4 separate regions of the Homo sapiens genome follow, and all the other regions are linked to region 2. The links are chromatin contacts, found by Hi-C or POLR2A ChIA-PET in ENCODE. All regions are on one chromosome and are shown on one strand. Each heading gives the region's core, a stretch centred on a gene start or an enhancer-like site at or near the end of the contact. The rest is flanking DNA. Distances are from core to core; before and after follow the strand shown.

Region 1 (5,511 bases), core at 2,653-5,152, 660 kb before region 2:
AAACCAGAATACAACTCACCAAATGTTTTGCTTCTCCACCAACGTAACAATTTATAAAGCAAGAGATGAGAAAAAGAGATTATTGGGAAATGTACTGAATAATGAGGAGTCTGGGGAATAGAACAAAAGTTGTAAGTCGTAACCTGACCCATCTTACTTCACTGGTAATCAAGTACAGTCGAAAGGATGAAATAAAGAAGTGAGTAGTTTAAAAACTCTGTTGGACCAGCACCTTGAATCAAATGGATGTTTTAGGGTTCTGTTTCCCACTGAACCAAGAATTGTATCCCTCCATCTCTCCTTGAGGAGAGGCCCTATGTTAGACCTTGGCTACTCATCATTAAGATAAAATCTTAATAGATAAAACTGGAATTCCTTGAATCCATGAAAAGACAGTGTTCATTAAGGGTTTGTGCAGTGGATGCTCCTTATGTCCCATGGTAGAATAAGATCTCCTTAGCTCCGCCAAGTTAAAGGCTCTTGCAAGGGCACTTAGAGATGTTGCCTCTTCATGAAGATTTCATGTAGGTAATCCCAAAATTTCGTCTGCTCTGTTTCATTGTTGTGGATCATGGCAGTGAGAGCTTCCCCCTGGTCCAGACCTTGCCAATAATCTTGCAGCCACATCTCTTTCCAACTGAAATATCAAAATGGGGGTTGGATTATGGAACTGCAGCATAGTTATGAGTCCTGCCTTTTTCCGAGTGGGGCCAAAGAAATCTTAAGCAGATACAGTGGTCTCTAACTTGGACAAGACTGCTGTGAAAGGAAGACAAAGTGAAGTAAATCCAATATAAGCCCAAGCGACAGGCAGTAAGTCACAAACACAAAGACATCACACAGACTACCCAATCAATTACGATTCCTGACTTGCCTGCTTCTGGCTCCCAAATGTGGAGGGGGTTCAGAGGCAGGCAAAGCAGAGGCCAGACTGGAAGTGGCAGTCTCCATAAGGAAAGCAAGGGGGCAGGGGTCTTTAGATGATTATCTTTTAAGTTTCACCTTTATGCCAATAATCAAAATGAAGGTGCATCAAAATGAAGTAGCATCCAGTATCTAGAAAAGACATAACCTGAATATTTATTTTCTTAATGTTTCATATTTTTTCATACTTTTCCTCTAGTAAATCATATTATGTTCAGATACAAACAATTTGTAATTAGATACAAATTACTTGGTGAAGGATTCCAACCATCAGGACAAAACTGCCAGCAGCATCTGTTAATAAATGGCCTTCTGCTGCCATCCACTGTCCAAGTCGGTTTCTATAGGCCATTCTAGCAGCCTTACTTCAGCTTAATAATCTTATCACCTCTCCCCCAATAGGTGTGGCTTGCTACAAGTGGTTTCAACATTTTCCCACCCCACACCACACGCTGGCCTTGTTTCCCAGTACCACCACCTTTTGCCACCTACTACAGTAGCCTATTCGCTTCCCTTCTGATGCGCATTGTGCATTGTTTTGTGTGTGTGTGTGTGTGTGACAGGGTCTTACTCCAACCCAGGCTGGAATGCAGTGGCACGATCCTAGCTCACTACAGCATTGAACTCCTAGGTTCAAGCAATCCACCTGCCACAGCCTCCCAAGTAGCCAGGACTACAGGTATGTGCCACCACCCCAGGCTTTTAGTTTTTAAATTGTACAGAGAGGCTCTTATTATATTGTCCAGGCTGGTCAATATATTATATTATATATTATATTGTCTCTGGCCTCAAGTGTTCCTCCCCCCTTGACCTCCCAAAGTGCTGGGATTACAGGTGTGAGCCACCGTGCCCGGCCATGCCTAGTTTTTCTAGTTACACAGGCAGTGTGTCCCCACCTGCACCAACTACATGGGGCTCATCCTCAGCACAGCCGCTTAAAAAAAAAAATTATGGCTGGTTAACAGGTGTAACCCCTGACTACTGCAGAAAAGCCTCTCTAAAAGTGCTCTTCTCTACTGCCCAACCCCATTTCCACTCTATAAAAGGTGCTCAAATAGCTGAGTTGATTTTTAGTGCAGTGCAAACTCCTGAACCTGGTATTAATGATATTTATAGCCTTGTCCCTATTTATTTGCCCCATTTTCTCTCTCCCCTGTCTGCACAGGCCCTGTACTCTGGTTCAATCTTTTTGAACCACTACTGGAAACATTGTTCACATAAGCTGATTTTCATACGTTGCCTTGAATTATATTTTACATCTATTCAGCTTTTTCAGCTTGTCTTATCCCCCCAACTAGACTGTTGACACCTTAAATACAGAATGAGCCCATGTGATAATTTCCTCCTGCACCTGCTCAGCACCTAGTGCTACTTAATTGCCCACAGTAAGCAAGTAAGTAAATGATTTGATAGCTGCAGGGGACCCCAGCACTCTTACCTGTCATTCTCAGGAATCTCTTCCACATTGCCAAAGCCAGGTGTGGGCACTGGGCAGTCCATGTGTGAGGGCTGGGCAATGTGGGGCTCAAAGACGGGGCTGTCCCCGGGAGAGGCCGCGTGGGCTTTCTCGGCATCCAGCCGAGCCAGTTCGTAGTCACAGACGAAACACTCGAAGCCGTTGAGGTAGTTAGGCAGCAAAGGATCATTCACTCCCCACTCCCGATGCTTCAGACTATCCAGAAGAAATTGGTTGGTGATGCCCCCAGGTTGCTTGTATGCCAGGTATTTCATATACTCCTCATCATTCTTGTCCAGAAAGTCAATAAACTCTGCCAGCTTCTGAGGAGACTCAAAATCATCAATCAGGATGACGGAGTGATTGTTCGGCATCCAGTCCCTCACAGAGGGAGAACCGCGGTACACGGGCACAGCGCCCAGGTGCATGGGACGCCACAGTTTTTCTGTCATGTAGTCGTTACAGATGGCATTTTCCAGGGCCAAGTGGAACTTATAGCGGGACAAGAAAGCCAAGAGCTCTGGATCCTCGGTGGTGGCCGTGGCTGTGTCCTGTAGCCGCGCGGTAGGCAGCTCCCGATTCTGCAGGCATTTCCCGTAGGAGTCTACCTAGACCGGGTACAGTAAGGCTGTCATGAGGGTGCGGCCCTGGAGGCCTGGACACCTGGAGTCCTGGACACCTGGAGTCCTGGACACCTGGAGTCCTGGCCTCAACCCGCCCTCTCCTTTTCCTTCCCTCCGGCCCGCCCTCACTCACCGGGATGTGGCGCATGAGCTCGCGCACGTAGCGGTCCCGGTCCGCTGGCACGTCGCAGTGTGACTGCAGATAGAGCAGCGGCGCGTAGCCGCGGCGGCGCCACTCCGCGCGTTCCATGGGCGGAGGCACCGGGCGGCGCAGATAGGCGGTCCCGGGCAGCCACTGCAGCGACAGCGGGTAATCCGAGTGGCGACTGAAGGTGGAGGTAAGATTGAAGAGGCGGATGCCCGGGCCGTGGCTCAGCAAGAAGTTGTTGAGGGGCGACTCCTCGTGGAGGAGCGCCCAGCTCTGGTGCGCCAGGCGCGGCAGCGGGGCGGCCGACGCGCGGAAGTCTGTGCCGTAGAAGAGCAGCGCGCGCGTCCGCGAGTCCCTCAGCGCTCGGCGGTTCCGGGACGCCACGCACGCGCCGCGCGCACACTCGATGCGCTCCGAGTCTCCCGGGAAGTGGGGGAATAGCCCTGGGCTCCACCACAGCAGTACCGGCAAGTCCCCCGCCTCCTCCCTCCCTGGCCGCGGCGTCCCAGAGCTGCGCGTCACCCCCACTGCGCCCAGCGCCGAGGGCGGCCGGAAAACCGCGCCATCCCACGGTTCCGCCCACTCCGCCTCCCCGCCGGCCTCCCTCTCCGCTACGGACCCATGGCCGCTGGCTGCACAGACACTGAGCACCCCTAGAAGGACCAACACCACCCTAATGGGGCCGGCCGCCATGTCCACTCCGGCAGCCGGCGCCCCCTCGGCCAGCACCGACCCCGCCCAGCGGATAGTCGTGACCGGACGAGGCCCTACGCCACGGGGGCACGTGGCGCATGCGCAGCTCGCTCAGCCGACGGCCAGGACTAAAAGCAAAGTGAGCTTTCGGGAGTAAAGATGAGGCTAATGGTTACATCTTAATTTATTTTATTTCTTTACAAATTAAAGATGCATTGAAAAATAAACCAATGAAGAGAAATGAGAGGTCCAGAGCAGGGGCATCCCAGGTGGGGAGCAGGCAAGCCTGGCCACCATCAAGCCTAGCCCTTGTCCTGCCCCCAAGCCAGTTGGGGTTGGAAGATAACTGTCAGCCACTCAGTCAATACCAAAGCCCAAGCGGTGTCCCAGCAGGAGAGAACGGCGCTCCAGCTGCCTCTGCCTCTCTCCCCAACAACCCCGGGCCTGGAGAAGCAGTGTTTCTCGTGGGAGCTCAGAGTGGGATGTGAACTGGCTCTGTGAGGTATTGCAAGTTGATGACCAGGCTCCCTAGGCTCCCTACAGAACCATCCAGTGTTGGGGCCTCTCCAGCTGGAAAGGAAGCTGGTACCTCTACCAGATCTTAATATATTTTGCAACTCAGTTCTCCGGTCACCTCTGACAGTGTGCCTCTCTATCCACGGAGTGATCATCAATCATTGCAGGAGAGAGCGAGCGAGCAGTGAAAGCAGAGAAACTTGACTGCTAACCTCCAGGCCCAAGAAGGACTGACCACTTTTCTCTCCACCACCTATGGGCTATACCCCAGCTCTTGTGCACCTATATGTTTTATCCCTAATATAGGAAGTTGTGGATGACACTGAGCCCCCTGTAGTAACCTTAGGATCCCCACTCTTTCCTGCCTGCCCCTCTCCTCTTGGGAGACTGGTCCAAAGGGACACATAATATTGCCAGGGTCTGGGTGCCTCCAAACCCCCAATACCGAATCATATACAGTGAACTGAGAAGCTACATTCATTATGACAGGATTAGCAGGAAAAAGAGGGTAGAATGAGGGAACAGGGGCACCTTCCATCAGCAGGACATGACAGAGTGGCAGGATACTTGAGCCCAGAAAGAAGGTGTCTCCTTATATCTCCCCCTCCCCCCAGAGAGACTGAGGTCAGCTTACATAAGATATGTTACTGTCCCAATTTCTCTGACATCCTGGGGTGCTTTCTGGAAGCTAGCCTGGGCCCTATGCCATTTACCCACTTGCTTTAGCTCAGTAGCTGCCGAATCTCCTTGTGCATATGACAGAGAAAGTCCACATAAGATGCTCCCCCACTCAGACTCTTGTCTTCCACCAGGAAGTGCTTGAACAGCATCTCCATCTTGTCTTCCTGTTTCACCACGGTAAGCTACGGCCAGAATTCAGGGTTCATAAGGCAAGGCCAAAGGAAATTAAACATGCCCAGAAATCTCATTAGGCAGTCACTTACTCATTCCCCACCCAACCCCCACTTCTAGGTGAGGACTTGACAAGGTAAGAAATCCAGGGTTCAGATCAGTGTTACCTTCATGTACCGGGATCTCTGTGCCCGTAAGCTATCAATGAGGCCTCGAACCTTCTTGGACAGTGGATTATCCAGAACTGGCAGAACACTCTAGAACACAAAATTCATTTATCCTTATGGTAAGGCACTCTG
Region 2 (5,308 bases), core at 157-2,656:
TAACTGGTTAATGAGGCTACCTCCATGCCACTGTTCCCCAAAACACCTCACCATATTCCATGAGCCAAAGGGAATTCATTTGGTGAGTTTCTTGGACCTTGGGAACTGCTGCCTGATGTTTTGCCTAGTTTCTGCTACTAAATTAACCTTAGCCAGTTGTAGATTATCATGGCTGCTGACTCATGAGCTGATGGTCACAGAGCTATTTATGTTTTTAAAAGTACAATGTTTGATAGAGATGAAAGGTAATAGCAGTCTTACCCAACTACTAAATGATGAGGCAAGGTGCTTTAACATTAAGAGTTTCTTTGAACTCCCCAACACAAATGATTCACACGTTTCTTATCCTGTTCATCTTTCCAGAAGAAAGATTATAAAGTACTACAGCGTGACAAAAAAGCCCATCTTGTAGTGAGCCGAGATCGCGCCACTGCACTCCAGCCTGGGCGACAGAGCGAGACTCCGTCTCAAAACAAAAAAACAAAACAAAACAAGACAAAACAAAAAAAGCCCATCTTGAATCTAGTGGTTACTTCCACCGTGAAGAGGCCAGGTTCCCTAGTATTTAAGAGACCTTTTTTTAGGCCGGGCGCGGTGGCTCACGTCTGTAATCCCAGCACTTTGGGAGGCCGAGGTGGGCGGATCACGAGGTCAGGAGATCGAGACCATCCTGGCTAACACGGTGAAACCCCGTCTCTGTTAAAAATACAAAAAAAAGTGGCTGGGCGTGGTGGCGGGCGCCTGTAGTCCCAGCTACTAGGGAGTATGAGGCAGGAGAATGGCATGAACCCAGGAGGCGGAGCTTGCAGTGAGTGGAGATCGTGTCACTGCACTCCAGCCTGGGCGACCAAGTGATACTTCGCCTGTGTTTAGAGTCCGTTTCTCCACGACTGTGGACCTCCATGGGACAGGGAAATATGGAAAACTGAGGAACCACGGGAATACAGCTTTGAAGGTCTCACTGACCTGCTTTATAGTTTGCTTTCTAAAAAATAATTTTCCCTCCTTTAAAAAAAAATAAAAATTAAGGCACAATGTGAGAGGTTGGCAAGTTCCATTTTTAAATGACTCTCCAAAAAAGTATCAGAAAATGATGAGCTGTGGTTACTGATGTAGCTCCACAGTTATGAGGCAAAACTATGGTTATATCCCTGGTTTCTGCAAAAAGGAAGAGATTAAGCTAAAATGTTAAAATGCTGTGACCACGACCTTTTTTCAAGTTCTGATCATGCCTCCCTGTGAAGTCCTTCCTGCACTTAGAAGCTGAGCAGGTTTCTGTTTCACTGTACTCACTCTGAATTCTTTTCGGGGCACCTTCCTAGTCCTCAGGAATCAGCACAAAAGAGGAAACTCCAAATGTTCACGTTCAACGGCTTCCGTTCCCTGGAGGGACCATTGCTGCTTCTGCCACACTTCCCAGAATCCTCCTAGAGATGCACTCTGGGAATTGTAGTTCAGTTCCCAGGCATGCTGCTGTGTTCTCCAGCTGCAAGTTAACCATGATTGTCAAAAGCATGAACATCTAAGATCTTATTACCAAGAGAACTACTGTATCCTTGGAGAAAGTAGGTTAGTATTAGATCCATTTTTTAATTAAAAAAAGATAAAGTCATTAAGTCCACCCTCATACACAGAAGGCATATATTATGAGGCTGGGGAGAGGATGAAGCAGGGGTGGGAATCAAATACCTTTTAACCTTAGTATATCTCTAGTTCTCTCTCTGCACACTTTAGAACTAGCTCTAAAATTTCATGAAGTTCTTCCAATTTAAAAGGATGGGACTCTGTATAGGTATGTATAGATATGTTTGAACTTATGGTAGGATTCATTTCTTGATCAGAGGAAGCGCATTCCATTTGACTGGAAGTAGTCTCCTAGAAGTGTGTCCGGAGTTGGTTCCTTCCAGTGGGTTCTTGGTCTTGCTGACTTCAAGAATGAAGCCGTGGAGCTTTCGGTGAGTGTTATAGCTCTTAAAGGTGGCACGAACCCAAAGAGTGAGCAGCAGCAAGATTTATTGTGAAGAGCGAGAGAACAAAGCTTCCACAGCGTGGAAGGGGACCCGAGTAGGTTGCCGCTGCTGTTGGGGGTGCCAGCTTTTATTCCCTTATTTGTCCCTGCCCACATCCTGCTGAATGGTCCATTTTACAGAGCACTGATTGGTCCATTTTATGGAGTGCTGATTGGTCCATTTGACAGAGTGCTGATTTGTGCATTTACAATCCTTTAGCTAGACACAGAGTGCTGATTGGTGCGTTTTTACAGAGTGCTGATTGGTGCGTTTACAATCCTTTAGCTAGACACAGTGCTGATTGGTGCATTTACAATCCTTTAGCTAGACACAGAGTGCTGATTGGTGTGTTTACAATCCTTTAGCTAGACACAGAGCACTGATTGGTGCATTTTTACAGAGTGCTGATTGGTGTGTTTACAATCCTTTAGCTGGAAACAGAGTGCTGATTGGTGCGTTTACAATCCTTTACCTAGACACAGAGCGCTGATTGGTGCATTTTTACAGAGTGCTGATTGGTGTGTTTACAATCCTTTAGCTGGACACAGAGTGCTGATTGGTGCATTTTTACAGTGTGCTGATTGGTGCATTTACAATTCTCTAACTAGACAGAAAAGTTCACCAAGTCCCCACTCCACCCAGGAAGTCCAGCTGGCTTCACCTCTCAGCAGAGCTACTTTGGTGCTGCTCTCTTCTCGTTTTACTACTGAAGTTACTTGCCTATGAGAGAAGACACTTTTTTTTTTTTTGAGATGGAGTTGCTCTGTCGCTCAGGTTGGAGAGCAGTGGTACGTACAATCTTGGCTTACTGAAACCTCCTCCTCCGGAGTCAAGTGATTCTCCTGCTTCAGCCTCCCGAGCAGCTGGGATAACAGGTGCACACCACCATGCCTGGCTAATTTTTGTATTTTTAGTAAAGCCAGGGTTTCGCCATGTTGACCAGGCTGTCTTAAACTTCTGACCTCAAGTGATCCACTCGCCTCAGCCTTCCAAAGTGCTGGGATTACAGGCGTGAGCCACCGCACCCAGCCAAGAGAAGAAGTCCACTCATTCAACATGTATTTAATGAGTACCCAATGTGCCTAGGACTGTTATAGGGATAGGATACAGCAGGGAACAAAACATGAAAATCTCTGTCCTCATGTAACTTACATTCTAGAAGGGGAAACAAACGAGTAAATATACAATGTGTCGTGGTTATAAAGCTTAAGAAGAAAAATAAAGCAAGATAAGTAGAGGGATTATTTTGCTATTTTATATAGGATGGTCAGCCTCATTGTTAAGATAATATTTAAACAAAGACCCTGAAGAAGGTGATGAAGAAACCAAATTTATATCTATGGAAAGAGATTTGTAGACAGAGCAAAATAAGCATATGCAAAGGCCCTGGGGTGGGAGTGTGCCGTTTGAGGAAAGGCTAGGAAAGAGCATGGTGATCAGAGATGAGATCAGAGTAGGCCGGGCATGGTGGCTCATGCCTGTAATCCCAGCACTTTGGGAGCCCGAGGTGGGCACATCATTTGAGGTCAGGAGTTTTAGACCAGCCTGGCCAACATGGTGAAACCCTACTAAAAATACAAAATTAAGCCAGGTCTGGTGTCACATACCTGTAGTCCCAGCTACTTGGGAGGCTAAGGCACAAGAATCGCTTGAACCCGAGAGGCAGAGGTTGCAGTGAGCTGAGATTGCGCCACTGCACTCCAGCCTGGGTGACAGAGCGAGACATTGTCTGAAAAAAAAAAAAAAAAAATCAGATTGGTTCATTATCCTTAAGGAAGACACAGAAAATTGTAGGGAAACAAGATATAAAGTCAATGGATTCTAAGGATGCTTAGGGGGAAATTGGGGCTCTAATAATTTAAAAAGTCAAAATAACTTTTTGTAGTAATTGTTAAGTGCTATAATAATAAAAATAGCTCAGACTGAGCATTTGCTGTGTTCCAGGCACTATGCTAAGTGTCCCACATATTTGTCATTAATCCTCACATCCTATGAAATCTGTATTAAAATTTGTACTTTAGGCTACGTGTGGTGGCACACGCCTGTAATCCCAGCACTTTGGGGACTGAGGTGGGAAGATTGCTTGAGTTCAGGAGTTCAAGAAACCAGCCTGAGCAACATGACAAAACACCATCTCTACAAAAAATACGAAAATTAGCTGGGCATGGTGGCATGCACCTGCGGTCCCAGCTACTCAGGAGGCTGAGATAGGAGGACTGCTTGAGCCCAGGAGTGAGCCGAGATCATGATGCTGCACTCCATCCAGCTTGGTGACAGAGACACCCTGTCTAAAAAAAAAAAAATTGCACGTTACAGATGAGAAAACATAGGCTTAGAAAAATTAAGTAGGGGAGGCGCGGTGGCTCACACCTGTAATCCCAGCACTTTGGGAGGCCAAGGCGGGTGGATCACAAGGTCAGGAGTTTGAGACCAGCCTGGCCAATATCGTGAAACCCCGTCTCTACTAAAAATACAAAAATGAGCCAAGTGTGGTGGCGTGCTCTTGTAGCCCCAGCTACTCGGGAGGCTGAGACAAGAGAATCGCTTGAACCCAGGAGGTGGAGGTTGCAGTGAGCCAAGATTGAGCGACTACATTCCAGCCTGGGCAACAGAGTGAAACTCCATCTCAAAAAAAAAAAAAAGAAAAGTAATTTGTCCATATTTACACAGCTAATCAGTAGAAGTGTTGGGATATTAAACTAAATCTGTCTTAAGAAAGAATCTGTACTTTTGACCACCATACTATAGACCTGGATTGTATCTCTGACTGGGTGTGAGGTAGAGAAGTTGAACATAAATATTGGAAAATATTGGAAGGATTGAAAGAATCCCATGTTCATAAATTGGAAGGCCTAATTTGGTTAAAATGGCATATTCCCCAAATTGATCTACAGATTCAATGCAATTTCTATTAAAATCTCATCTGGCTTTTTTTGCATAAGCAACAAAGGAAAAAATAAGACATCAAAATTTTAAGAACTTTTGTGCTACAAACAATATCATGAAGAATATAGAAAGATAACTCACAGAATTGGGAAAAATTATTGCAAGACATGTATCTGATAAGGGACTTCTATCTGGAATATATAAAGAACACTTAAATAACACAGTAATAAAAAGATAAACAACCAAATTTTAAAATGAGCAAAGAATCTGAATAGATACGTCTTCAAGGAAGATAGAAAAATGACCCATAAGCACATGAAAAGATTTGCATGGGAAATGCAAATCAAAATCATAATGAGATATCATTTTATACCCAATAGGATAGCTACAATCAAAATGCAGATAATGACAAG
Region 3 (5,111 bases), core at 935-3,434, 770 kb after region 2:
TCCTCGGCTCTGGTTGGGCTTCCTGAGGCTGTGGAAAGAACAGGGCACTAGAGTCAGACAGAGCAAGCATGGCTTAGAATCCCAGCTTCTCCACTAAGAAGCTGTGTGACCCTAAACAAGTTATATAACCTTGGTTTCCTCATCTATAAAATGGGAATTATAACATCCACCTGCTGTGGAAATTAATGAGTAATGCATATAAAATGTCTGGCCCACTAGAAATGCTCAACAATATTAGTTTAATGAATGCTTAGTCTCGACTGCCAGGAGTGAACTTGAGGACATTTCATGAGCCGTTAGGGGGTCAGCTCCCCTCACTGATGTCCAGCACCTGGCCCAGGGTCAGCTACACAGTGGGTGCACATCTTCAGTGGGGTGGGTCCCCCTCTCCCAAAAGGTGGCCACCTCTGGCTGGGAGCTGGCAGGACCCTTCTCAGCCAGCAGGGGGCAGAGTCGGTCCACTGGACCCTGGCCGCCGGCTCAGGCTCCCTGTGGCCAGATGCCAGCCCTTTTCCCTGCAACTGGAGAGATGTGAGGAGCAGAGGACTAGGGCAGGGACTGTTGTCCCCAGAGCACTGGTCCTGTCTGGGTGTCAAGGCTCTTCCCACAGCTGACAGAGCCTGTGATTGGAGCTGGGAGGATAAGGCTCCCTGGAGCCCTTCCTGTCATTTTGTTCCTAAGCCTCTTAACCCTACACTGGGAACTCCTAGATAGGCAGGCAAGCACTCAGCAACAATTGGCTTAGGGGATGAATGGGGAGATGGAGGCACAGAGGCAGAGCCCAGATTCCCTCTCAGGTCTCCAGTTCCCTAGACCAGGCCTCTCCCCAAAGGCCCCAGGTCAGCAGTGTGGTAAGCAGGGATCTAAAGGCAGGGCGTCCTGCGGTCTGGGCCACGTGTGTGGGAGGACGCTGCCTTTTCCTCAGACTCTCCTTTCAGGGAGTGTGCGGGTCCCTGCTCTGGTTTGAGAGGGAACCAACTACTCCTCTGGTCTGTGCGGCACCTCCTGTCTTGGGGCCCATACCCCTAGAGTGCCCTGGGCATGGGGACCCGCACCCACTTTGAACCTGGTATTTCTGGCCAGGTCCGTGGGCCACATCCACAGGCGAGTCACTGACCACCTGGGTGTCGTCTACTATGTGGGAGACACTTTCTCCGAAGAGTACACAGGCTCCAGCCTCAAAACAGTCGAGCGGAATGTGGAAGATGATTATATCGCCAACCTCCGGAACAACTGCTGGAAGGAGAAGCAGCAGAGTGAGTGTGGGGGGAAGGCGGGGGCTGTATTTGGGAGGTGGCTTGGGATGAAGCTGGAAAGCAGGGGAAGGAGAGAGCCCTGCTCACCCTGTGCTCTGAGGGCCCAGCCCCTGGCACTGCCCTGCACCAGCCACCTCCCAGACAAGAGCTGGTCTCCACTCCTGTGTTTCTCCGGGGCTGGGAGCCAGGGGCCACCTGGTAGTTTCCTCAGGTTCCCGTAAATCACTGCCATCAGCCCAGCATGTTGGCTGCCAGAGGTGAGTGTGTAGAGATGGACTGGAGCGGATGGATCCCTGGCCACCCCCTGACTGTGCTCCTGGATCTGTCTGTGGGACCCTGGGGAGGCCTGACCAGGATGACAGGGTCTCACCTTGGCTGGCCTCACTGCATTCTAGAGAAAGGCGCCTCTGTCACCCTCGCCCACATAAGGACTGTAGTCTCTGCTCCTCCATGGTCTTCCTAATGGGAGGCCAGCCCTGCCCAAGCCCCGGGCATGTACCAGCTTTCCTCCGCCCTCCACAGCCCTCGCAGGCTTCCTTGCAGGCTTCGGGAGGTACTGGGTGTGCACTAACCCTGTCCCATTGCTTTGCAGAGGAAGGCTTGCTGTACCGGGCACGCTACTTTGGCGACACAGATATGTACCACAGAGCACAGAAGATGGGCACCCCCAGCTGCAGCCGACTGTCAGAGGTGCAGGCCTCCCTGCATGGATAGTCCTGGGCCAGCCACACCACCGAGGTCCAAGTATGAGCCAGGGCTGCCTCCACCCTGCAACTCCTGGCAGCTTTGGCCCTGGTCATGAGCAGAGGAGGGAGGGGGAGAAAGGGAGGAAGCCTGGTGATTGTGGCAAAGACTCCTGTCCCCAGCCTGACCTCCAGCCTCCAGAGACCGAGCAGCTGTGGGGCCTGCTGGGAAACCAAGGTCGGTTTCCGCCCTCTAGCGATGCTGTCCTCCCCACTCCTCCGCTCTGCTCCCTGGCTCCAGGGGTGTGGGGGACCCCAGAACCAGGCAGAGTGGGAACTTGAAACTGTTGCTGAGGGCCACCCGGGGCTTCTTGGTCCACTCCAGCCATCAGTCAGCACGGCCCTTTCTCCAGCACAGCAGACTATTGTCCGTGCCCTGGTATTTAGGCCATCACATATGGTGGGGCCCAAGAGAGCCCCATATGCACACTGCCTGCCTGATACCAGGAAGAACCATGTGGGAATAGGTGGGCCAAGAGCCCTCCCCTTTCTCCATCCCTCCAGCTAGGAGGAAATGGAGCAAGATGAACAGGCAGCCACGAGGTGGGTGGGAGCTGGCAGTCTTGGTGGCGGCAGGGGCCGCGGGCCCTGACCACCCCCCTCTGGTGGGATCTGAGGCACTCTCTCGAATGCCGTCACACCTGGCAGCCTGGAAGCCACAGGCATCCGGCCTTGCCCAGGCATCTCGCCTGCGGTCTGAGGAAGGGAACAGAAGGTCATGAGTTCAGGGTCAGACGCAGCCGCTCAGCACAGGAGGGGTGGAGGGGAAATGAGAGTTGCTGGTAGCAGGCTCCCTCCTTCTGCAGCCCGGCGAATGGGGGCGCTGGGCTCTGTTCCCAGCGTTTGCCAGAGGTGGCCACTTCAGCCAAGCCCAGAGAAGTGTGGGCAGAAGCAGTGAAGGTTCTTCTCTGTGTGGGTGCCCTGCCCACCCCCTCCTTTGCCTGTGTCCTCCCGGCCTGGATCCATGGCTGACTCTGCCTGGAGGCCATTTGTGCCTGCCTCTGTGCTGCCGCAGGAGGGCAGGCCGCAAGTGGGGTTGGTGGGGGTCGAGCGGGCAGCACGGTGCAGCGGTGCAGTGGCAAGGGGGGCTACTTGTGTGGCATAAGCTAGAGGAGCCGGTGCCGCCTGAATGCCGAGCTAACTGTTGCCACTCTCCTCCCCAGACTATGAAATCCCTGGAGAATTTTTGGTGACATGCACTGAGCCAAGGTGATGGACTGTATATTTGAGGAAAGACAAACAAAGAAACAAAATTAAAATGGAATTGGAGGCCGAACGCTGCACAGCTGCCCTCTCTCTCACCCAGTAAATGCAGAAAGCTCTTAGGACAGACAGAAAACCTGCCATGGGGCTGCTTCCCTCCCTCGCAGGGCTGGCGGAGGCTCCGCATCGCCTCTCTCCTAGGATACAGAAACCATGGCAACGAAAGTAGAATGTAAAACTCGCAGCAGATATCAGTGGGAAGGGCTGGGGGAGGGGGCACCCAGCTGCCTTTCCTCCCTCACAGGAGCCACCACCAGCCACCTCTCAGGAGAAGCCAGAGGCCCTGGCCAAAGATAGGAGGAAGAAAGAGAACTCTCCATAGAATGTAATTTATAGATGCGTGTATATGTATATATATCTATTTATATGTAAATAGGCATATATGAAGATATATATATATATAGTCTACTTTTTAAACTCTGCAGGGATTTGGTTAAGTTGTTGAGCTGATTTCTTCCATGTTTTAGAAAATGAGGCCTGTTTGGGGAAGGTACCCTGGTGATGTTTTTGCTAGACATTAGCTGTAGCTGACAGCATAAGGAGAGTCGCATCAGAGCTTTTCACAGCCCCCCGAAACCCCAGCCTGGTTTTGATGGCAGCAGTAATCATGATAGTGTGAACCCGCGAAGGCCTCAGGATTATGGTTAACCTGGAGAGGAGCAGGCCATGGAGGCAGGTGCCAGGTCAGTATTGAGTCACAGTAGAGGCCCCACAAGGACCTGCTTGGGTGAGACCACCTCTCCCCTCTCAGCAGCGCTGGTGGGCTCTTTGTCCTGGTGCCCAGGAGCCCTCCAGCCCCCTGCCCACAGAAGGGAAGGCCTGCAGAGGGGGCCAGGATCTACCTAACCATTTCCCCACCCCTAAGTCCCTCAGTGGGCTTTGCCTTATAGGTGCCACAGGGCACAGCTCCATCATTGCCACTGGTTTTTCCTAAGTCATGCACCAAGGACTTCAGAAAGTTCTTCCTCCGAGTCAGTCAGTGGTGCCGGGACCCCAGGGCAGCCTCCTCGACTCCTGAAGAAAAGGCAGTGCCCGTGGCTGCCTCTGTCTTCACTCGCTGTTGATGTGACCGCCAGGCCTCCTCTCGTACCTTGGACAAAGGATACACCTGAACCAGAATAGTTTTCTTACCCTCACATTGAAATGAGGATTTTGCTTAAAACAGCACTTGCCGCCAGTGGGAGGAGGGAGGTTTTATTTATTCCCACAGTTTCTCCTGGGCCTTCTGGAATGACCATGTTTTCCTGTGGCGGTGGGTGTGTCATTGCGCCCGCCGTCTTCCAAAGCCTTACTTCCCCAAGCTGCCAGCCAGGAGGTGATAACCACCCTCCCAGAGTTTCTCTCGGCTCTTTTTTTAAAAGTCCCCCAACAAATAGGATTCTTGCTGGGAAAGGAAGTTCGGTAAGGAAATGTCAAATCTGGTTTTTAAACAAGGTCCAACCCTGCAATGAAGCAGCCACTTCAGCCCAGAGAGATTATAAGAACTGATGTGGCCAGAGTGCCTACCCACTGTGGCCCCGGTGCTCTGCCCCCACGCCCCGACCATCTGGTCTTGGTAGATGTCCCTAGACGGGCTGAGCCATGTGCAATAAGAACATAGATCCTAAAGGATCCTCTGGAAGCTGTATTTCTTGAATTAGAATTCTCAAATTGTACATCTGTTAATATATGTTTATTATGTGACTGGCCGTGGTGGGTCTGCATTGAGCAGGGAGGCCTAAGGGGTGGGGGGGAGGGGGCACAAGCCCCTGCTGCTGCTGACACTGTCCAGCCTGTGCCACAAGGAGCTCTAGATGATGAGCCTGAATTTCCCCCGACCCCTGGCCCTGGCTAACAGCCACTTAAGCCA
Region 4 (5,015 bases), core at 1,662-4,161, 850 kb before region 2:
CCAGCACTTTGGGAGACCAAGGCGGGTGGATCGCCTGAGGTCAGGAGTTTGAGACCAGCCTGACCAACATGGTGAAACCCCATCTCTACTAAAAATACAAAAATTAGCCAGGTGTGATGGTACACGCCTGTAGTCCCAGCTACTCAAGAGGCTGAGGCAGGAGAATGGCTTGAACCCAGGAGGCAGAGGCTGCAGTGAGCTGAGATCACACCACTGCACTCCCGTCTGGGGTGACAGAGTCAGGATCCGTCTCAAAAAAAAAGGAAACCAGGCCAGGCACAGTGGCTCACATCTGTAATCCCAGCACTCTGGGAGGCCGAGGAGGGAGGATAACCTGAGCCTATGAGTTCAAGACCAGCCTGGGCAATATAGCAAGACCCTATCTCTACAAAAAGTTAAAAAATTAGCCAGGCATAGTGGCATATGCCTATAGTCCCAGCCACTTGGAAGGCTGAGGTGGAAGGATCACTTGAGCCCAGGAGATCAAGGCTGCAGTGAGCTGTGATCACGCCGCTGCACTCCAGCCTGGACAACAGAGCAAGACCCTGTCTCCCACTCCAAAAAAAGTAAACCAAACTCGCCTGTAATTCTATACCCAGAGAGGACCACTATCGACATCTTAGTGTGATTCTTCCTGCCTGCGGTATTTTAAGTGAAGAGAATGAGCCTGAGACAGGTTAGATGACTGCTCAGCTTTCAACTAGCTGGTGGCAGAGCTGTGCCTTCAGAAGTCTGGTTTCATCTCTGCTCAACTAGCATCACTTCCACTGTGCCTCAGAATCCCTAAGTGACCCTTTACTCCTCTGACCTTCCTGGGAGGCCTTCTTGCTCTGAGCACAAGCTCTGGGGCATGTGAAAGCAGCCATTATCCGTATCTTCCCGAGCTCTGCAGCCACCTGCTTTGACAGCTTCCCCATTTTGTTCTAACCAAACTGCAGGAGTTTCACCTTCCTGTTCCTCTTCAGAAAACAAACAAAAAACTATCTCTTTTTTTTTTTTTTTTTGAGACAGAGTCTCACTCTGTTGCCCAGGCTGAAGGTGCAGTGGCACAATGGCTCACTGCAGCCTCCGTGCCCCACCCCGGGTTCAAGCTAGTCTCCTGCCTCAGCCTCCTGAGTAGCTGGGATTACAGGCGCCCACCGCCACGCTCAGCTAAATTTTGTATTTTTAGTAGAGATGGGGTTTCACCATATTGGCTAGGCTGGTCTCGAACTCCTGACCTCAGGTGATCCACCCACCTTGGCCTCCCAAAGTGCTGGGATTACAGGTATGAGCCACCGCTCCCAGACACAAAAAAAAAGATCTTTACAAGATCTTTTAGGTGGGCGCAGTGGCTCACATCTGTAATCCCAGCATTTTGGGAGGCTGAGATAGGCAAATTGCTTGAGCCCAGGAGTTCAAGACCAGCCTAGGCAACATACGGAGACCCTGTCTCTACAAAACATACAAAAAAAAAATCAGCCAGTGTGTGTGTGTGCCTGTAGTCCCAGCTACTTGGGAGGCTGAGGCAGGAGGATCACCTGAGCCCTAGAGGTTGAGGCTGCAGTGAGCCGTGATGGTGCTACTGCACTCGAGCCTGGCCAATAGAGTAAGAGTGAGATCTTGTCTCAAAAAAACAAAAAGGAAATTAAAAAAAAAAAACTCTAGCCAGCCATGGTGGCTCATGCCTGTAATCCCAGCACTTTGGGAGGCCGAGGTGAGCAGATCACGAGGTCAGGAGTTCGAGACCAGCCTGGCCAACATGGAGAAACCTCGTCTCTACTAAAAATACAAAAATCAGCCAGGCATGGTGGTGTACCTGTAGTCCCAGCTACTGGGGAGGCTGAGGCGGGAGAATCACTTGAACCCGGTAGGTGGAGGTTGCAGTGAGCCAAGATCACACCACTGTACTCCAGCCTGGGCAACAGAGCGAGACTCCGTCTCAGAAAAAAAAAAAAAAAAGAAAAATATATATATATATTTTAAAAGTCATGCCATGTCATCCGCATATCTCCATCTGGAGCACTAACAGAGAAGTGGTGGCCACCAGGGGGCCAGAGAGAGCCCAAAGCCCTCCCCTCCCTACCAAACACAGGTGTCAGAGACATGGTCCTCTAAGTAAGCATTACTATCTCAAGGTTTCTCTTAACATATAAGTACTCCTGAGAGGGGGAACACAAGAAATCCTGAATTCTTCAGAATGAATAATTCAGAAGATGTAGTGATAAGTGATACGGTGTCATCAAAGCTTTGGTAGACAACAGTGAGCAGGGCTTGGCTGGGGAAGAGAAGGCAAAAACAAACTTTGCCTACTTTGCCTATTGTCTGGGAGCCTCTTGGACTCTGGGTTTTACAATAACAAGAGGTAACGGCTTTTCTGCCAAACCTGTGTCCTGGGCCTGGGCTCAGCTCCTCATTTGGAGGTGGAGGAACTAGGAGGGCAGATTTGCTTTCCTGAGAACAGAACCAGAGAGAAGCAATTGGGAATGGAGCGTAATTTAGAAACCAGTGATGGTGAGAAGCAGCTGGTGGCTCACTCCCGGCATGTCAGTCCTGCCTGGCTGGTTTCTTGAAGAGGAACAAGAATGCTGTATTTAAGGTTTCTTGCTTTTCCCCCCCACTTCCAATGGCTGCAGATACTGGCGGCCTCTTTCCTGGTCTGCTCCTGTCACTGCCCTCTGAGTGGAAGGGACGGTTGCCCCACAGATTGGCTGAAGAGCTGGAGCCTCAGGCTGGCAGGGAGGCCACAGCCCAAAGCACAGGGGCACCCAGGGGTAACATTATCCTGCCAAAGCCAAACAAGGAACTGAGTGTTTAGAATAACTTTAAGAAAGTTGTGGGCGTTTTCTCTGTCAGGGAAACCAGAAACCACAGTGAGATAATGGATAGCTATATTCAGGTCACAGATTATCAGCTGCCACTGCTGCTTCCTGTTCAAATTTGATGAAACTTCTTTCTAGTCACTGGAGCCTCCTGGATTCTGCGGGCATGTCAGCATTTAGTGATGTGGGACTCAGAGTTCCACCTAAGGACCTGACATAACCCGGGGGCAGAAACCGTTCTTTTGGGGTGAGGCTTCAGGGGCCAGCTCCTGGTGGAGGAGATGGTAGGTAAGGGGCCAACAGTAAGAATACAGTTTCCCGAACTTTTAGGGTGCTTCAGGCTCTTGGGCTAGGAGATTTTTGTGCATTATCTCATTTGACTCTCAAACCACCCTATGAGAGAGGTACTATTAGGATCCCTTATTTATTTATTTTATTTTATTTTAGAGACAGGGACTTGCTCTGTTGCCCAGACTGGGGTCCAACGAGGCAATCAGGGCTCACTGCAGCCTCCACCTCCTGGGCTTAAGGGATCCTCCCACCCCAGCCTCCTGAGTAGCTAGGACTATAGGCTCATGCCACCACACCTGGCTAATTTAAAAATTTTTTTATTTTGTTGAGACAGGCCTCACTTTGTTGCCCAGGCTGGTCTCAAACTCCTGGCTTTGAGCAATCCTCCCGCCTTGGCCTCCCAAATTGCTGAGATTATAGGTGTGAGCCACCTAGCCTGGCCTGTGATCCTCATTTTATGGGTGAGGAAAGGGGCTCAGAAATGTTGTCAATTGTCCAAGGGTCACAGGGGCAGAACTGGAAACCAAAATCAAAATCAGGATTTTTTTTTTACTTTCTTTCTTTCCCTCTCTTTCTTTCTTCCTTTCTTTCTTTTCTTTCTTTCTCCTCTTCCTCCTCCTCCTTTCTCTCTCACATAGTACTTTATTGAACTATAACTTACATATACCTACTATGTAATATATTAGGCCATGTCCACATAATTGTCCACATAATATGTGGTATACACTTATACCATTATGTCCATGTAGCCACCACCCGGATCAAAATGAGACTATTTCTATCACACTCCAGAGTTCCTTCATGCCCCTTTCCAGCAAATACTCACTCCCCCTAGCCTCCAATGTAACCAATATTCTGACCTCTATTCTCATAGATTAATTTTACCTATTCTCGAACTTCGTGTAAATAGAATCATATTCTTGTCCAGGAGTGATGGCTCACACCTGTAATCCTAACACTTTGGGAAGCCGAGGCAGGCAGATTGCCTGAGGTCAGGAGTTCGAGACCAGCCTGGCCAACATGGTGAAACCCCATCTCTACCAAAAATACAAAAAGTTAGCTGGGCATGGTGGCACACACCTGTAGTGCCAGCTACTCAGGAGGCTAAGGCATGAGAATCACTTGAACCCAGGAGACAGAGGTTGCAGTGAGCTGAGATTGCACCACTGCACTCCAGCCTGGGCAACAGAGCTAGACTCTGTCTCCCAAAAAAAAGAAAAAGAAAAAATAGAATCATATTCTTGTATGTGGTTTCTTCTGTTCCATATAGTATGTCTGTGGATTTTCCCACATTGCTGTACCAGCAGTATGTTCCTTTTTTATGCTGAATTGTATTCCGTTTTATGAATCTACCACCCAATTTATTTATCCATCCTCCTGTTGAATACTTAGATTTTTCTTTCCAGTTTCAGGCTATTTTGAATAACACTGCCATGAACATTCTTATTAGGGGGAAATATGTTTAACTTTATTAAGTACACCAAACAATTTTCCAAAGAGATTGGGCCATTTTATATTCCCAACAGCCCTGTACGAGAGTTCTAGTTGTTCTACATCCTTGTTAACACATGGAATTGTCAGTCTTTTCATTTTAGCCATTAGAGTGAGGGTGAGAAATCAGGTCTTTCTTATTCCAAAGCCTATGCAGCATCATAAAACACTCAATCTGGCTGGGCATGGTGGCTCATGTCCGTAATCCCAGTACTTTGTGAGGCCAAGTGGGGGTGAATCACCTGAGGTCAGGAGTTCAAGACCAGCCTGGCCAACATGGTGAAGCCCTGTCTCTACTAAAAATACCAAAAAAAAAAAAAAAAAAGCCATGCATGGTGGTGCACACCTGCAATCCCCACTGAGGCAGAAGAATCGCTTGAACCTGGGAGGTGAGGTTGCAGTAAGCCAAGATTGCACCACTGCACTCCAGCC

What was found. A loop is a pair of places that touch in the nucleus more often than their neighbours do. ChIA-PET counts read pairs that join two places held with the same protein, here RNA polymerase II (POLR2A). Pooled maps may share reads with other maps.
Region 1: a pooled map shows a loop between it and region 2 (4-fold over the local background). The contact joins the promoter of POFUT4 here to the promoter of NUDT13 in region 2. A Hi-C loop is called at or near these places in 1 of 37 single-sample maps with no recorded cell type and 3 of 50 pooled maps. POLR2A ChIA-PET finds 5 or more read pairs at or near these places in 3 of 52 experiments (B cell, OCI-LY7 and naive thymus-derived CD8-positive, alpha-beta T cell).
Region 3: a loop to region 2 is called in a pooled map, with 4 times the contacts of the local background. The contact joins the enhancer-like site here to the promoter of NUDT13 in region 2. A Hi-C loop is called at or near these places in 2 of 50 pooled maps. POLR2A ChIA-PET finds 5 or more read pairs at or near these places in 3 of 52 experiments (A673, PC-9 and activated CD4-positive, alpha-beta T cell).
Region 4: a pooled map shows a loop between it and region 2 (3-fold over the local background). The contact joins the enhancer-like site here to the promoter of NUDT13 in region 2. A Hi-C loop is called at or near these places in 1 of 50 pooled maps. POLR2A ChIA-PET finds 5 or more read pairs at or near these places in 2 of 52 experiments (T-cell and activated B cell).

What each region holds. Positions count from the first base shown.
Region 1 is chr10:73,770,667-73,776,177 of GRCh38, reverse strand. It overlaps POFUT4 (protein O-fucosyltransferase 4), which reads right to left and starts at 3,902. Exons shown (of 3, transcript NM_173540.3): 1 at 3,137-3,902; 2 at 2,363-2,988; 3 at 1-637. The coding sequence starts at 3,844. The coding sequence ends at 493. SEC24C (SEC24 homolog C, COPII component) reads right to left here. Exons shown (of 23, transcript NM_198597.3): 22 at 5,380-5,469; 23 at 4,017-5,223. The coding sequence ends at 5,083. RefSeq lists enhancers at 2,591-2,640, 2,485-3,015, 3,301-3,410, 4,001-4,180 and a silencer at 3,621-3,670.
Region 2 is chr10:73,106,553-73,111,860 of GRCh38, reverse strand. NUDT13 (nudix hydrolase 13) reads right to left here and starts at 1,406. Exons shown (of 9, transcript NM_015901.6): 1 at 1,294-1,406. RefSeq lists a silencer at 4,434-4,674.
Region 3 is chr10:72,332,669-72,337,779 of GRCh38, reverse strand. DNAJB12 (DnaJ heat shock protein family (Hsp40) member B12) reads left to right here. Exons shown (of 9, transcript NM_017626.7): 7 at 1,084-1,256; 8 at 1,849-2,000; 9 at 3,163-4,917. The coding sequence ends at 1,970. Among named protein-coding and RNA genes, the nearest start is that of DNAJB12, 20 kb to the left of the region's middle. RefSeq lists enhancers at 1,874-1,993, 2,554-2,963. Within about 2 kb of position 2,184, at least 36 of the 41 ENCODE cell types and tissues checked have a DNase peak (open chromatin) inside an H3K27ac peak, as active enhancers do; they include A673, where a contact is called at or near this core.
Region 4 is chr10:73,954,572-73,959,586 of GRCh38, reverse strand. No RefSeq gene overlaps it. Among named protein-coding and RNA genes, the nearest start is that of C10orf55, 34 kb to the right of the region's middle. RefSeq lists enhancers at 472-621, 2,172-2,679, 2,867-2,966. Within about 2 kb of position 2,911, at least 22 of the 41 ENCODE cell types and tissues checked have a DNase peak (open chromatin) inside an H3K27ac peak, as active enhancers do.